Linked DNA regions of Homo sapiens: region 2 is linked to region 1. A link is a loop called in an ENCODE intact Hi-C map of the cell type or tissue named here. Cell type or tissue: Caco-2. All regions are shown on one strand. Each heading gives the region's core, and the rest is flanking DNA. Links, peaks and the distances in the headings are about the cores only.

Region 1 (8,336 bases), core at 166-8,165:
ATGTATTTGTTCATTTCATTCATACTGTATGTCAGGCACTGTGATCATTGCTGGTTTGGTAAGAAATTATAAAATGTATCTGGGTGTGGTGCCACATGCCTGTAATCCTAGCACTTTGGGAGGCTGAGGTGGGAGGATCGCTTGAGCCCAGGAGTTTGAGACCAGCATGGGCAACACCGCAAGATCCCATCTCTACAAAAAATACAAAAATTAGCAGGGCATAGTGGCATATGCCTGTGGTCGCAGGTACTCAGGAGACTGAGACGGGAGGATCACCTGAGCCTGGGAGGTCGAGGCTGCCACTCACTGAGGCAGTGAGTCATGACTGTGCCACAGCACTCCAGCCTGGGTGACAGAGTTAGACCCTGTCTCAGAAAAAAAAAAAAAGATTAAACATAACTTAAAGTTCAAAGGTTAGATGTAATCAGCTATAATGTCACATATCACCAACATTCTTGCTCTGAATTTTGTGCTTACAATTTGAAAAAGAGAATAAGATATTCAAACTATATTTCATGATCTACAGTTATGAAAATGTAAATGTTTAAAAAAAAACTACTGCCTTTCAGGCGATCACATACTTTTTTTCCCCTCGTCATACATTTCTAATGAGCTCTGAAATATTTTTAAAAGACAGCTGATCCTCTCTGACAGCAAATTCTCATTTTATTTGCTTTTGAGGTGGACTTGTGAACATGGCAGTGAGTGAGTGGCTCAGGGGCTGTTGAATTTGGTGAATCCTTTAAAGAAGTTACATCTTCTGGAAAGTCAAACAGTACAGCATTATTATGAATATGTCCATCAGTGCAGCTGTTTAAGAGGCCCAGAAACCAATGGTTTTCTTTTGTCATGAAAAGCTGCAGCCATGATATTTTTTTGAAATGACAGAAATATTTGTCAGAGCAGTGGCAGTTGGTATGTGGCATTATTGAGTCTTAATCTGTGCGCTAGCAACGGAATGTGTTCGCTTCTTTGTTATAACCAATTTATAATAATCCTAGCTGACTCTTCCGTGGAGCTTCCCTTGAGCCAGGCCGATTGAAGCAGTTCGGAACTGCTGACTCATTTAATCCTCACAGCAGGAGAGTAGAAGCTGTTCGGTAGCTGCGTCCTTATTCCCATTTTGTAGATTAAAGAATTGAGGCATAGAGCGACTAAGAATTTGCAGAAGGTCACATCATTAGATGGCGGGGTCAGGCTTTGAACCCAGGCTGTGTTCGATTCATTTTGCTGCCTCTCATCAAGTGAGTCCAATAACCTGACATCTTATTAAAAGGAAGAAACGATTCCTGTTCCCTTTGGTTTCATCCTACCCTGAGCCTTCTACTTGATTTTCTGGCTCTTCTGGTTTGGACTACGAGTTTGTAATTGCTTTCCTTAATGCAGGTGAAGAACTTTTCCCAGATCTTTGCGGTGTTGAATTGCAAAACAATACAACGTATACATCCACGCACACTTAAAACAAAACGAGCCATATTCATTTATTAATCAAGAGAGGCTCGACTCGGGCCTAAAATGACCAGTCGCTCTGCAAGGACAGGTATTAAAAAGCGCGGGGTCTGGGAGCCGGTGAGAGAAGGCTCTTTCTCATCCAGGATCCGAGGACTTCCCGCGGACACGAGGGAGAAGCGTCCTCTCGGAAGAGGCCCGTGGGAGCGGGCGCGGTGCAACCCTCGGCCCCTCTGGGACGCAGGTCTCCGGGTTCCCCGCGGATCTCCCGGCCCTTGGGCCTGGGTGCGTCGCTGCGCGCAGCAGAGACGGCCTCCGCCCTGGGGCTGGGTGCCGCTGTCCCGGGTTTCACTGGCTGGAGGAGGAGGGAGGGCGCACCCTGGCCCCGCACTCCCCGCGACATTTGGGTGCCAGGGACGTCAGTCAGCCTGGGATGAGGGTGCCCCCGGCTGGGGAAGAGAAGAGGGAGGGAAGGGAGTACGCGGGTTTGAGCACTCTCCCCACCGGTGTTTGTCACCTCCCCCGCCTGGATCCCTCCCTCCCCAGCCGCCGCCCACCTGGGCTCCCCGGCCTGCAGCGGCGGTGGCGCGAGGCTCACTCCCCAGGCCGCACAGTCGCACCCACGGCGGTCTGCGGAGCTTTCCGGGTCTCTGCCCGCCCCCTCCCCCGCTGCGCCCTCCCTCCCAGGGTGCCCGACGTGCACGTTCCCTGCCACTTCGGTCCGGGCGCGCCGGTGGGTTTGGCCTGCGCGGCGGCGGCGGCGAGGCGGGGGAGCGAGTGAGCGCGAGGGGCGGGCGCGAGTGACTGTGTGAGTCACCCGTACCTGGAGTGCGAGCGACGCAGAGCCAGCGGCGCGGAGCCGGAGCCGGAGCCGAGACCCAGCGCCTGCGAGCCCGAGAGCGCGGCCGGCCCCAGGCGCCAGGCCCCGTCGCCCTCCCCGTGCACTCACCCGTGGCCCGGCGCCGACTCCCTACCCGGCGCCCGCCGCCCGCAGCCCTCCCGCCTGCCAGGAGGCGGTGCGGGGCTCGCCGGGGGATGTCACAGCGGCTCCTGGGAGCCAGCAGCCGCCGCCGCCGCCGCCCCCGGGAACCGCGATCATGAACCCCCAGTGCGCCCGTTGCGGAAAAGTCGTGTATCCCACCGAGAAAGTCAACTGCCTGGATAAGGTGAGCGAGGGGGCGCCGGGCCAGCCTGGACCTGCCGGGCGAGGGGCTGCACCTGCTTCGAGAAGTTTTGGCACCTGGGATGGAAAGCAATGAGTGGGTCGGTGCGTGTGCGTGTGCCTTGGCACGGGGGGAGGGCGCGCGAACGAAGACGCCAGCGGGAGTGTCAGAGACCACGCTTGGCGATTGTGATGTTGGAACCGGGAAGGGCTTTTGTCGCGGTGCGGGGCGGTGCGACATCGGCAGAGCCTCTGCGGAGGGCGCACGGCGGTGCGCAGCCCCGGACCCCGGAGGGACCAGGCTGGGCACCCAGGGGGGCACTTCGGCGAGCCGCGCCCCCTCCACCTCCACTCGTGTTCCACAATACCCCCGCCCCCCGCCCCACAGATCCGCCCGCGATCCCACCTCACCGCCCACCCGCAGCGCCTCCTGTGACCGCGGCGAGGGGGAGAGGCAAATAGTAATTAATATGTCATGGGGCGGCCGCTGCCGCATTGCTAAGAATAATCCCTGCTGGAGAGCTCCGGCTCAGCGCGGCAAGCCGGACCCACGGGTGTCTAATCCACCGGGTGGGGAATTCCAGGGGAAGTAGTTCTGTAGCCGGGCCCCTCCAGCCCTGCCCCCTGCCCTTCCCGGGCAGGGACGGAGATGAACAGCCCGGGAGAGAGACACCCAGGAGCGATCCGGAGTGACTGACAGTTGAAACCAGCCAGGGGCGTTCTGGGGAAATTTGCGTCTGAAGATACAAATGCTTCCTTAGAACAAGCTGCCATCCTGACAGTCATCCCGGGCAGAGTCCGAGGTCCAGCATTTTAGTGGAAGCTGGTCAGGTGTAGGGGTACTTACATAGCTCTCGTGCAGCCCCCTCAGCTTGCCTGACTTCGGGTGAACACATATTTATTGAGATCCTACAAACCCTGCATTTAGACACTTTGAACTGGATTCCTTTTGGTTTCGAAGCCACTCTCTGGGCCCCGTTTCTTCATTAACCGAGCTCAGAAATCGTTTCTGGCTGCTCAAAGAAGTGCTGTTTCGACAGAACCTTGACAGTTCGTCCATGGTGCGTCTGTGTATTGCGGTGGGTTTTCCTTTAAGACTCCATTTTCAGAGCTGCCTGCTTTATTTACTTAGCTGAAAGTAGGTAAACACATCCCCAGTTCCCTACACTCTTTTTGTTGTAATATTTTCAGCTACAGGGACTGTGATGCACTAAAAAGCCTTCCTTCTGTGCCCATCCTGGTGAGAACTGGCATTGTACTGTATTTTTAAATGTTTTTTTTTTTTTTCCAGTATTGGCATAAAGGATGTTTCCATTGTGAGGTCTGCAAGATGGCACTCAACATGAACAACTACAAAGGCTATGAAAAGAAGCCCTATTGTAATGCGTAAGTATTGTCAACACGCTGTCCAGGTGTGGCACAGCCTCAGAGCTTGAGAGCCAGTGGACCTGCCTGTTTTGAAGAACTGACTCACTGTGTCACCCAGGTGTGGCAGGGGCCAGTTACCTGTTTATATCACAGACTCTGGGGCCATGTACTTTGTTGACGATCACTGCTTTTTATACCTTTCTAATGTGTTGGGTAACGTCTATGCATCTTCAATCAGGTTAGTTTTTGAGGTTCGCAGTGTTACAGCCTTAGGGACACTTATTAGAAGCTGCTGAACTTCCCCACTGAGAACGTGTGGGCTCTGAAGTGCATGTCAGGTAGATTTCCATTTTAATCCTGTGTCAATTTCCATTTTAATCATAGGATGTTGCCATACTGCAATTTCATACCTGAACCTAGTTGCTATGGAAAGGAGTCTTGCTCATTTGGTCTTAGCTGAGACCACTGCAGAGATTCTGGGCTTAAACAGGAAATCAAAGAATGGTTTGGAGAATGGAACCAAAGACATGGGTATTCCTGGCTGGTTAGTAGTAGGTCGTTTGTAGTAGACCGACTGAAGTAGACCGGGTACTTCCGACTGGTTAGTGCTGTAGTAGGTGGGGATTAAAAAAGGTAAGCCTTCTTTGGAAGGCTTTTGTGTAGGCATGCTGCTAGCCTAGAATAGCAATTAGCTAGCATTTATATCGCGCTCACCGTGTGTCAAGCTCTGTTCTAAGCACTTTATGCATACTGATCATTTAATCTTTACAACGACCCTACGAGTTAGGGGACACTATTATTACCCCCATGTGGCGGGTAATGAAATTGCGGCCTTGAGAGGATCAGGCTCAGGAGGGGGCTCAGATCACTCCTGGAGGCTACTGGTGGTTTGATTTGGCTAGTGTTTCCAAATGTCTACCTTGCTGCCCAGGGGCATATGTTTCTCCACTCCTGTGAACATCCCCCTACCCCAGACTGCTTTCAACTGTAAGCTCTTGGCCCTGATGGTTAAGTTTTCTCTTTCTTTTCCTTTCTTTCTTTTTTTTTTTTCTTTTTTTTTTTTTTGAGACAGAAGTTTGCTCCTGTTGCCCAGGCTGTAGTGCAATGGCATGATCTTGGCTCACTGCAACCACCACCTCCCAGGTTCAAGCGATTCTTCTGCCTCAGCCTCCCGAGTAGTTGGGATTACAAGCATGCGCCACCATGCTCAGTTAATTTTGTATTTTTAGTAGAGACGGGGTTTCTCCATGTTGGTCAGGCTGGCCTCGAACTCTGGACCTCAGGTGATCTGCCCCGCTCGGCCTCCCAAGGTGCTGGAATTACCGGCGTGAGCCACCGCACCTGGCCTGATGTTTGAGTTTTCTCACCAGTTCCCCTGTGTGGTTGGCATAGTCTGGAGGCAGCAAAGGGGCCTTTGGACCCCTGGCCTTTTGGCTGGAATGTTGCCAGAGATTCATCCTCCCTACAGTTTTTGAAGTAGGTTCATCATTCAGGTCTCCTAGAGATGGAGGGCCCTTGGTTAATTCATGCTTCATTACATACTGACAGTATGTTATCATAGACAGTATATTTTTGGTAAGCAAATGGAATCACTCATACCTCTCTGGCAAATAACTTAAAAAAAATTTTATCTGGTGAAGACTGTTTAATATGTGTTTTTCCTTACTCCTTAGTGCTTACAGGTAGACCAGAAACTTTTCAAGAAATCAGAAAATGGGGGCATTGAACAGAATTCAGGACTTTCTTGGAGAGGGGAAGTCCACAGATATTCCCCAAACTTTCTGATGTCTTCGATCCTCCTACACCGTGCTTCCTATTGGAATAGCGTGAAGCAAAAATGAGGTTTCAGTATCATGATTTCCTGCTTCCCTTCCAGAGAGCCATAAATGACTGGTTAAAGATCAAAGGCAGGCGTAAGGAGAAGGGAAAGGGCCCCAAGCACCCATAAACGGGATAATTGTTCTTTGGTTAAAGGAAAGTGAACCATTCTTCCTGTAACTGTTTCAGTGGGCAGCCTGTTTCCATCAGGCTTTATGGACCACATCAGGATTCAGGATTCTTTACAGGGCAGGGCCAGGAATTTAACCCCAGTGATAACAATGCCTTTGGGTGGCCCTGGTAGGCCTGAAGGGATTGGGAGGGAAGGAGGAAAGAGACAGAAAGAAAATGGGGAGAGAATAGCAATTACAACAATGAGAGAGAATTGGATAAGGGAGAAAAAGAAATGATCAAAAATAAAAGGACAGAAAAAGGTTCTACTGAAGTAGAGTCATTGACTGCATTGGGATACTTGAAAATTATTTAGTGCTTATTGCTTAGTTCGAGTTCAATCTGATTTAAAAAGTTTATGAGATTCTGGATGAGTTGGGAAGAGCTATTTTGCACTTTGACTTGATAGTGATGAGTGCCCAGAAACGTTGAGATGTGGGCCCCAAAAGGAAATGATTCTACTTATGAAAAAGAAACATCCCGTTGTTTTGTTTCATAGGTCTTAACCTTATTTTTAATACTCTCAACATACCTGTATAGAATGTTTATAGATTTTTCTCTCTAAAATTTCTCATATGATTCCAGTACATTATTTTTAGTTTTAAGTTGAATTCTGAGGGTAGCACCCTAGGATTTTTGCCTCATTTTGAACCTGGAAGTCTACTTGATTGAGCAGATAAATAGGGGGAAATAGGAATTCATCCTTAGTGAATGAATGTGTAGACAGCTGATATTTAAAATTTAGCTTTAGGTTCATGTCATATGCTAACTCTAGAAAATGGAGCCTGGCAAAGTTTTGGATTCTGTCTGCTAAGAGGGTTCTGGGCTCAAAGGTCCCTGCTGTCAGTCTGTAGTCTGAAAAGGATACGTGTTGCCATGTAAACTGGCTGGGCAGTATGGATTGCCCTCTGGGGATCCTGACTCATTGGCTCTAATTCACGTGGTGCATGTCAATCAGCTGCTCCCTGTGGTTGTGGCCAGAGGGCCGCCATAATTTCTCCGGGTCAATGGTAGAAAATTGATTTTCTTATGTATACTGCTACCAGAAAATGAAACATTTGCTTTCCATGTAATGCAATATTTTATCTGTACCTGGTTTGGTTCAGGAGTCAATGTATATACATGCTTAAATGAAAACAACTCTTCGTCTTCCCCTGTCACTTTTTATTGTGAAAATTTTCATACATGAAAAAAAAGTAAAAGAATAATACAAGGAACATCTCTATCCCCTCCACCGACATTCAGCTATTATTAACATTTTGCCATGTTTGCTGCTTCATATTTTGATCTAATTATATGTCCAAATATATATATATATATATATATATATATATATATATATATTTTTTTTTTTTTTTTTTTGTAGACGGAGTCTCACTCTGTAGCGCAGGCTGGAGTGCAGTGGCTCAATTTCAGTTCACTGCAAGCTCTGCCTCCTGGGTTCATGCCATTCTGCTGCCTCAGCCTCCCGAGTAGCTGGGACTAGGGGCGCCCGCCACCAAGCCCGGCTAATTTTTTGTATTTTTTAGTAGAGATAGGGTTTCACCATGTTAGCTAGGATGGTCTCGATCTCCTGACCTTGTGATCCACCCGCCTCAGCCTCCCAAAGTGCTGAGATTACAGGCATGAGCCACCGCGCCCGGCCACTGTTGAGCCATTTTTCCATTTCATACATCAAGTTGGTTTCATACATCGTGACATTTCATCCCTAGAAACTACGTCATGCATGCACTAAGACTAAGGACATTTTCTTCAAGAATCATAGAGCTTTTATTACACTTAAGAAAATTAACAAATGCATTATTATAACATCTTATATCCTGTCTAATTTTACATTTCCCCCATTGTCCTAAGAATGTTCTTTACAGTTTTTTTTAAAAGCCAGGATCCAATCAGCGCTCATACTTTACATTTAGCTGTTATGAAAATGACAACTTTTCTTAGCTATTAGAGATTCAATATCAGTTATTCAAGTTCTGCTATTATTTCTACTGATTTACAGAATCTCTCACAGTTTTCAAGAAAAGGGCTTAAGTAGCATTTCTTATGAAAAAACATCCATAATTAAATGAAGAACCTTTAAAATAAATATTAAGAATATGCTTAAGAATTGGAAACCATGAGCATAGACATTTGGAATTATTGTAAGAAAACATAAAGATTTCTCATTTTAATCGCTACCTGAGGGCATTCTTTAATGGAATGAAGTAGTGAGTGCTTCTTCAGTTTAAATATGTTGCTTGTTTATATTCTCATGTGTTTAGAGAAGAAACAAGTATTCTGTTTGATTTCATGCAAAGGAGAACATGTATAAAATATAATTTACATGATATTTAAATTTTGATCTTTTGATAGAACGATCAAAGTA
Region 2 (8,336 bases), core at 191-8,190, 310 kb after region 1:
GAGCCTGGTTAAACCAATATTCTCTGGATCATTAACATTTGGTGCAAAGTCAGTAAGACGTTATTTTGCAAGGAAAATAAGAGCAGAGATATTGTGTTGTGTAAAATTAAGACTTAAAGATATTATTGATTTTATGATGAGTTCTATGTAAAAATCTGTCCTGTCTTCCTTGACAGCTTTTAGTTTGATTTCATCCAAGATTGCTGGGGATTGATATCTATAGATACGTAGTATTGTGTTATTTGCTTACTTTTCATTTTCAATGATAATTAAGGTACACTTATCAAGCTATTTCTTTGCTAAAATGTGTTTATGTGGCTATGGTGAAACACCTTCATTCAGGGTCTGCTTTTTTGTGCCTTTGCTGGCTTTTTGCGATTCTGAGTCACAGATGATGTCAGTGTAAAGTTTTGGGTTTGCGTGTTAGACTTCACACATACCCAGGTGCAGTTATGAGGATCTGGATCCTCATATGAGGATATGCAGATGTAACTTCTCATTTCTTTATATGAGAAGTTGTGCAGTTATGGGGAGCTACAATGCCGTCACTGTAGCTTAACAGTATCCGTGTTTTCTCCAAGTGTGAGCCTCTGAAAATCCTGCTGTCTCTTATAATTCTTTAAAAAACATCTAGGAGTTTGATCCTATATACCTATACAGTATTTTTTCAAAAGGTGTTATTTCCCTGATGTGATTATTATGCACTGCATGCCTGTATCAAAACATATAATGTACCCCATAAATATAATACATACACCTACTGTGTACCCACAGAGATTAAAAATAAAAAAAATTAATAAAAAAAGGTGATAAATATTGGGACCACTAGGCACACTAGTCATAATGTAAATAAAGCCAGTCATATGGAGTAACTTCATTTGTTTCCAGAATAATTATGTAGGTATAAGGAGTAACATTGTGTCTTAAAACCATGGCAAAGTCACTCCAATACCTGTTCCTCCCTTTCTCAAATGATCTTAAAACTGAAAGGGTTATGCCTTGTTCCATGGTTGGATAACAAGTTATAGTCAAGGAAAAGCATTTCCTGGATCTCTCAGAAGATGCAAACCTGCATGAGGAGGTAGACACACAGATGTATGAACTCTAGATTGAAAATACAATAGAATGTTGAGTGTGTCTGTGTAGTTGGCGAGTGAACAAGTCCGAAGGTGAGTGATGTGACTCACTGCAACCATTTGGTGATCTTAGTTCATTTTACCTGCATTCCTTACAGAAAGAGCGAGGTTAGAAACAATTGGGTGTCAGTGTCTGGTCCGTGCATTTTTTTATATAATGTAGTTATGTTACTATTGTGGTTCATTAATGAGGGAAACTTGTGTTTTTGTTCCTTAGGCATCTTGAATCAAATCACTCACTGTACTGAACGTTCAAACAAGATAAATTTCACAATACAATGCTTATTATTACATTTAATATAAATATATGAATAACAGATTGATTATTGTTTCTTAGAAATGCATAGATGGTCCCTGACTTCTAGTGGTTCAGTTTAAGACTGTTTAACCTTACCATGGCGTGGAAGTGATACACATTTAGTAGAAACCATACTTCAAGTACCCATATAATGATTCTGCCTTTCACTTTCATTACAGTATTCAACAAATTATATGAGATGTTCAACGTGTGTAAAACAGGCTTGTTATTAGATGATTTTGCCTAGCTATAGGCTAAGGGAGTTGTTCTGAGCATGTTTAAGGTAGGCCAGGCGAAGCTGTGATGTTTGGTAGGTTAGGGGTATATGGTGCATTTTTAACTTACATTTTTAACTTACGGTGGGTTTACTGAGATGCAACCCCATCATAAGTTGAGGAAGGGGTGTCTGTAACATTTACTTGGGAGAGCATATGCAAGGTTTAATAACAAAGGAATTTATCAGTATCATTTTCAAATACTCTAGTGTAATTATGCTGGAAACCTCAGAGTTTGCAAAAACAGTATGATGGGCTCTGTGTGTGCAAAGATCATATAACCTACTTTTACCATTTAGCTAATACAGTGTTAATGAATCTGGCTGAGTCAGAAGTGTCATTCCAGCGGAAGGCTGTTGAAGAGTCCACCATCTTTGTTCAGTGAATATCCTTTAGGCACTACAAACTTAGGAGAGACAGAACCAGTGACGAAAATATGGTAAAAGTATAGCAGAAGGGTGAAGAGGGCAATAAGACTGTGGCTGGGCGCGGTGGCTCACGCCTGTAATCCCAGCACTTTGGGAGGCCAAGGTGGGTCAGGAGATGAAGGTCAGGAGATCGAGACCATCCTGGCTAACATGGTGAAACCCTGTCTCTGCTAAAAATACAAAAAATTAGCTGAGCGTGGTGGCGAGCACCTGTAGTCCCAGCTGCTTGGGAGGCTGAGGCAGGAGAATGGCGTGAACCTGGGAGGTGGAGCTTGCAGTGAGCTGAGATCGTGCCACTGCACTCCAGCCTGGGTGATAGAGTGAGACTCTAAGACTATATATTTAAGGGACGACCAGGCAGAGTGAATCATTGCTTTTGTGCCACCTACTGTATAAAGTACTGAAGGAAATCTAAATTTATTTCATTTGTAATTTTGTTATTGATTTCAAGACACAAAATAATAAAAAAAGTCAGTTTTTCTTTTTTTAAAGAGTTCTTGCTGATTACTTAAAATCAGTTTGTAAGGTATTGAGAATATCAGAAATTTTTTATTATCAAATGGAACCAGAACAGAAAATATTCCCTGTAAACCATCTCAAAATATTTACCAAATGCTGTATTCCCACCAAGATTTTCTCTAGCTCTCTCTAATAGGTTCCAAACATGTGTCCCTGAAGGAGACCATCACCCTATGCATGCCTAAAATATTTGATGAGAGTCATCCCAAATTGCTTTTTAATAAAGTCTTCTGCAAAGCAGAGCCTTTAGATGTATGAATAAAGGTGCATTATCAGAATGTTGTTAGAAAACCAAACATGGTAATAATTATAACATCAGAAAAATATTATGAGAGAACAAAACAGCTTACTTTGACCTGTGAAATCAATACACCCTTTCCTGGCTACAGTAAGTTAAAGGGGGTATGACATGTGAATAGCTAGGTTTTTTTTTTTTTTTTTTTTCTTTTTGTAGTGAACTTGTGTTTATATTCTAATTAGTTATGACATGCATTCTCATATTTCTCTATACATGGAGAAAAATATAGTCCTACCAAATAAGTTGATAATCCCTTTTTGGTTGTTTTAAGAGTGCTTTAAAAGGAGACAAACAATTTAGAGAGAGTATTGGAGATGGTTTTCCTGCTGAATTTAGTGGAATTAAAGCAGAGAAAGTTTTACATTGACATTAAGTTGACCCAGGACATTTCAGAAAATGTAATTCCTAAAACTAAATTTTTGAGCAAATGAAGTATAGGAAATGATGAGAAAAACTGTGGTACACGTCATGCTCTTTATTTGGAATAATTCCCTTAGGAAAAATATTTAAATTCTGGGGCCTAGAATCTATTTTCTAAATGTGTTAGACCTTAAGACATTTGTGGTCTAGGTTTCTAACTGATCATAGATTATAGAAATGCAGAAATGAAAACTGACATTTAAAAATGTTGGTATTTTAGTGCATAATTCTCATTAATAGGATTTGAGTTCATGCCTAATTGCATTTGTGATCAATGTAGAAGCAGAGTTTTTTTTATTAAAGATAAAAACTTTTGTGCCTAATTAAGCTTTATAGAAGGCGATGGATACCAGGAATTTACACTTGGCAACATTCATTTTTAAGGTAGCTTTTATTTTATCTACGTGAAAATCATATGTGTTACTTTTAAATGTAAAGTTACATGTACTATTTCTCTTTTATGACAGATTAAATACAAAGAAAAATTTGATAATGAAATGAAGGATAAGAAACATCATTACAATCCTCTTGAAAGTGCTTCTTTTAGGCAGAATCAGCTTGCTGCTACACTGGCGAGCAATGTAAGTTGTAATTCATAGAAAATTATTTTCAAAATCTTTTGATTCTTGTTTTTTTTAGAATCGACTGTGTTGTAATTACTGATACTTAGCTTCCAAGTAATTTGTAGTTGAACTGAAGCATATTTTTCTAAAGCTTTTTCTGAGAAAAATATATTATTGTAATTAATTTTTAATGGTTACTGATTACTAATTAGTTAATAAGTAGGAATAGTGTTGCAAATGAAGTTATTATATCTGTTCAAGAGTGGAAATAGATTATAGAATTTTGCAGAGAAGTGGTCTGTATTAACACAAATTAGTGGTTAGGACAGTAGTTACCTCATGTAATTATGGCTATGAAATTGAGTTTATTGTAAAGTACTGCCTGGTACATGGTAATTTATCATATAAAGAAATTTTTAGAAATTTTACTGTAATGCCTCACAATTTATTTTTTATCCCTTGTGAAAATGCTGTGAAGTACTTCCTTATGTGATTTGTTTTCATTCTGTGTTTTTAAAAATCATCAAAATTCATTTTACAAGAAATGATGTTTTAAATTCTTGTTAGAATTAGAGTATAAAAACAGCAACATCAAAAAATTGATTACTTTGCTATAGTTGAAAATATTTAGATTTCCTTCTCAAGTATAAAAATTATGTATTATTGATCTGTTGCTTTCTTAGAAATAGAGATGAAATATACTTAAAGGAACATGGAACATAGTGCTGAAAGCTAAAGGTTTGGAGTCAGATTGCTTGGATCTAAATCCTGTTTTATCAAGTATTACTATGTCTTTGTCTTTCTATGCCTCAGTTTTCTTATCTATAAAATGGGGCTACTTAAAGTACCTACTTAATAAAGAGGTTATTGTGGAGATTCAATACTTAATACATATAAAGGAATTTAGAAAAGTGGCACATAGTAAGTGTGTGATATGCTTGCTATCAATGGTTTATTATTACTGGTATTATATTTTCAAAAAGTTGCTTTAAAAAAGCCTGTGGTGATAGGATGGGAAACATCAAAATCCTCAGATCTCCACAAAGCATAGTTGAAATACTGTAGTAATTTCTAAAGAATAAAGTGGCTATTCTCTTTATTTTTTGAAAGCAGAGTTACTGTGAAAATTACTTTATTCTATTGACATTACCCTTCCTGAATATGTGAACAACAAAAGGAATTATCCAAGTATTCTCAAGCCCATATAGAAATAACTTTTTAAAATTCATTCAGTAGTAAATCAGCACCATCTAGTGGCTCCTTGTAAATTCGTCTGTCCATTTACCACTAAATAGTCCTACTTTATGATGTATGAAAAATGCAATAATGCAAAAGCATAATATTTTCTTCTCCTCGATGGTATTTTGTTCCATGTTATTTTCATAGGTGAAGTACAAGAAAGACATTCAAAATATGCATGATCCAGTTTCAGATCTCCCAAATTTGTTGTTTTTAGACCATGTTTTGAAAGCCAGCAAAATGCTCAGCGGCGTAAGTGGTTCATCTAGCGGCAACCGTAGTTGCCTTGTGGCTCCAAGAAGCCAATATGTCTGCAGCGTTCATGTGCTCACCTGCTTCCTTAGAAGGCCTGTGCCTCACTCCTCCCTCGTTAACTAACTCATTGAAAAACAGTCCTCTGCTTGCAGAAATCCCACCAGAGCTGTCACTTTGCAAAGGAGGTTCTTGCTTGCTCTCCAGTATCTCCTGCATACAACTATACTTCAAAGTGTCTGCACAGTGGCCTTTCCATCATTCTTCTTTCCCTTACTTCATCTGTGTTAGATTAAAGCCACTTGAAGTTCAGGCTCTCAAGTCAGGGATATTTTACTTTATGCAGGCCAGACCAGAGTGTCTTGTATTTAGTACGCCTTCAGTAGCATGAAAAATTGTCTTAGTCTAAACTGTATTTTCTCTGCAAATAATTCCTAACAGCATTTATACTGCATTGACACATCGCTTTTAGTCTTGTCATGGTTTCCATGTTCTCGGTCAAGGCAACCAGAAGAGAAAGGTGAGTTCTTCATGTCTTGATGAAAATATCTGGGTGCACTGCCCACGTGGTCAGTCCTGCAGGACTCTCACTACGCTGAATGCTGTTTCAACCCATAGCACATCAGGACCCTGACTTCGCTAGCTCTCGTAACTGACAGCCCTAAGACACATTTGGCTCCATTTTGTACATCTCATGGTGGCAATGAGCTCTTATTTGACCATAAGTTATTTCCATACCTATTTTAATAATCACTTTCTCACTCACTTGCTCAAAATTAATCATAATTTATTGAATATCTGCTTTGGGCCAGGCATAGATTAGATGCAGAAATATATGTTGGGGAAGACATGAGAAAAAATGAAGATAGTTGTCTTCAGTTGATGGGCCTAGACTTAGAAATCTATAGGCAAAACTTAGTTTCCAGACAGTTAAATAAGGAGATACAGCTTCAGGTCAATTTTAGAAATAATCTATACTTGGCTTCAGTGTTTTGAAATGTATGTTTATTATTTTGTAAGCCTCCTTTCTGGAATATCACTGCCACTGTCTTCCTTCCTTAATGGTATTATGCATGCAAATAATTCATACAGAGTTTTTAAAAGTTTATTTTTTTCTGGCTGGGCATGGTGTTTCATGCCTGTAATCCCAGCACTGTGGGAGGCGGGTGGATCACCTGAGGTCAGAAGTTCAAGGCTAGCCTGGCCAACATGGTGAAACCTCGTCTCTACTAAAAATACAAAAATTAGCTAGGCGTGGTGGTGGGCATCTATAATCCCAGCTACTCAGGAGACTGAGGCAGGAGAATCATTTAAACTTGGGAGGTTGCTGTGAGCTGAGATGGCACCAATGTGCTCCAGCCTAGGCAAGAGTGAGACTCTGTCTAAAAAATAAATAAATACATAGAATAAAATAAAATAAAAATAAATTTATTTATTTTTTTAATCATTGGTCCTTGGATGAAAAGCAGTACATTAATGTTCCCAGGCTATTGAACAGGGAATGGAGGTTAGAGGAATATCTGGAGGGCCCAGAATTGGCAGTCAGTTCCAGGACACTTACATCATGCTGGCTTGCACTTCAGTCTTCATTCCCACACCTCTTTTTACATTCCTCTATTCCTTGAGTGTCTCTATTTCTGTCTTTTTTCTCCACGACTCATAGATATGCTTCTAAAATTGATATATTTCTATTCCCTGAGCCCCCTGCTTTCTTCACATTCATTCTTTGGCATCCAGTTTTCATCATGGCAGTGGCATTTGCCCTTGACCTTTCTCTAGCCATACTTAAATTCAATTTCCTAGGGACATGGGGATTCATGTGTAAATAAGCCAATAAAAATATCATGGTGGTAATTTCAACATTTGGTGGCTGGAAGAAAGCGTGCCACTCCTATGCAATATTGCTTTTCAAGAACGTTGACCTTTATTTTATAATAACAGAGAAAAAAATCGCAGTCTAATATAAATTGTTTCTATCATCTCTTCAACAGAGAAAACACAGCAAAGTCATACGTTACTTATTTCATGTATCATATATAAAGTTTAGATCTTCATTTAGGTGGTGCTTTTGCCTAGAGGACAGATTTCTTTTTCCCCATAGACAAATTGTGATTGACTACTTCCTGGGAGAGAAAGACTTAAAAATGTGTTCCTTTTGAAGTGTCTCCTTACAAAGTTGTGTACATTGTATAAAGCTGTATACATTTGCTCAACTTTATTGTATATTAGAATGGCCTCCTTTATCTAGCATTTGTGAAGAAACAAAGAATAGCCTACTTTAACATTTTAATGTAAAAAATTGGAGTTGTGTTGATTTATAAATTAAAAGATTGAATAAGATTGCTCAATAAGAGATATTCTGCCAAAATTATCCATTTGTCACAGTAGCTATTGTTTTAAAGACCCCTAGATGTCTTTAGCAACATCAGAGTTACTTTTATTTTAACCCAAACTCTAAAGAGTGATATGAGTGCCTTAATTACTGTGTAAAATCATTCTAATTAAAGTTTTGGAAAACATTTTCCCCTGGAAAATGGACCTCTGGTAGTGTTGAGTTTCTTTCACAACTTTACATAAATTAAGAAATATATATTTTGTGTTACTCCGTGTATCTCCCACTAGGAGGTAGCAGAGACTGTTATATAAGGAAAGACACGCATTCGAAGTTCTTTTGCAGATCTTAATTCAATTAAGTTTTCCTTCGTTTTTTTTTTGTTTTGTTTTGTTTTCTTAAATAGGAGTTTCTGAAATTCTTTGTAACTAAAATCGATAATTGTGTTGGGAACAATATTTACTGAATTTTTCAGTATATATTCATTATTTTACATATATTTATATGTATTTGTTGTGGATTTTAACTCAGTAATGGACTATGTTGTAGCTTGTTACATTCATGATTATTTTATAA

The links. Peaks named below come from ENCODE experiments on the same cell type or tissue, not always from the same donor. Only the 100,000 strongest peaks of a DNase experiment are listed, where the experiment ranks them.
Region 2: it touches region 1 in a loop (4-fold over the local background); 2 of 110 quality-filtered maps call a loop at or near these places.

The regions. Positions count from the first base shown.
Region 1 is chr10:21,168,044-21,176,379 of GRCh38, reverse strand. It overlaps NEBL-AS1 (NEBL antisense RNA 1), which reads right to left and starts at 2,390. Exons shown (of 2, transcript NR_046283.1): 1 at 2,273-2,390; 2 at 1,457-1,898. It also overlaps a transcript of NEBL not described here. RefSeq lists an enhancer at 1,921-2,811. In Caco-2, for the core only: a CTCF peak has its summit at 4,809; DNase peaks (open chromatin) are centred at 1,899, 2,179, 3,249, 4,842 and 2 weaker places; H3K4me3 peaks cover 2,971 bases.
Region 2 is chr10:20,855,332-20,863,667 of GRCh38, reverse strand. It overlaps NEBL (nebulette), which reads left to right. Exons shown (of 28, transcript NM_006393.3): 8 at 3,842-3,955; 9 at 5,324-5,428. All of the region lies in intron 2 of LOC102725112 (a long non-coding RNA gene), which reads right to left. Among named protein-coding and RNA genes, the nearest start is that of NEBL, 38 kb to the left of the region's middle. In Caco-2, for the core only: CTCF peaks have their summits at 5,186 (motif pointing left) and 8,063 (motif pointing right); no DNase peak of the experiment used is centred there.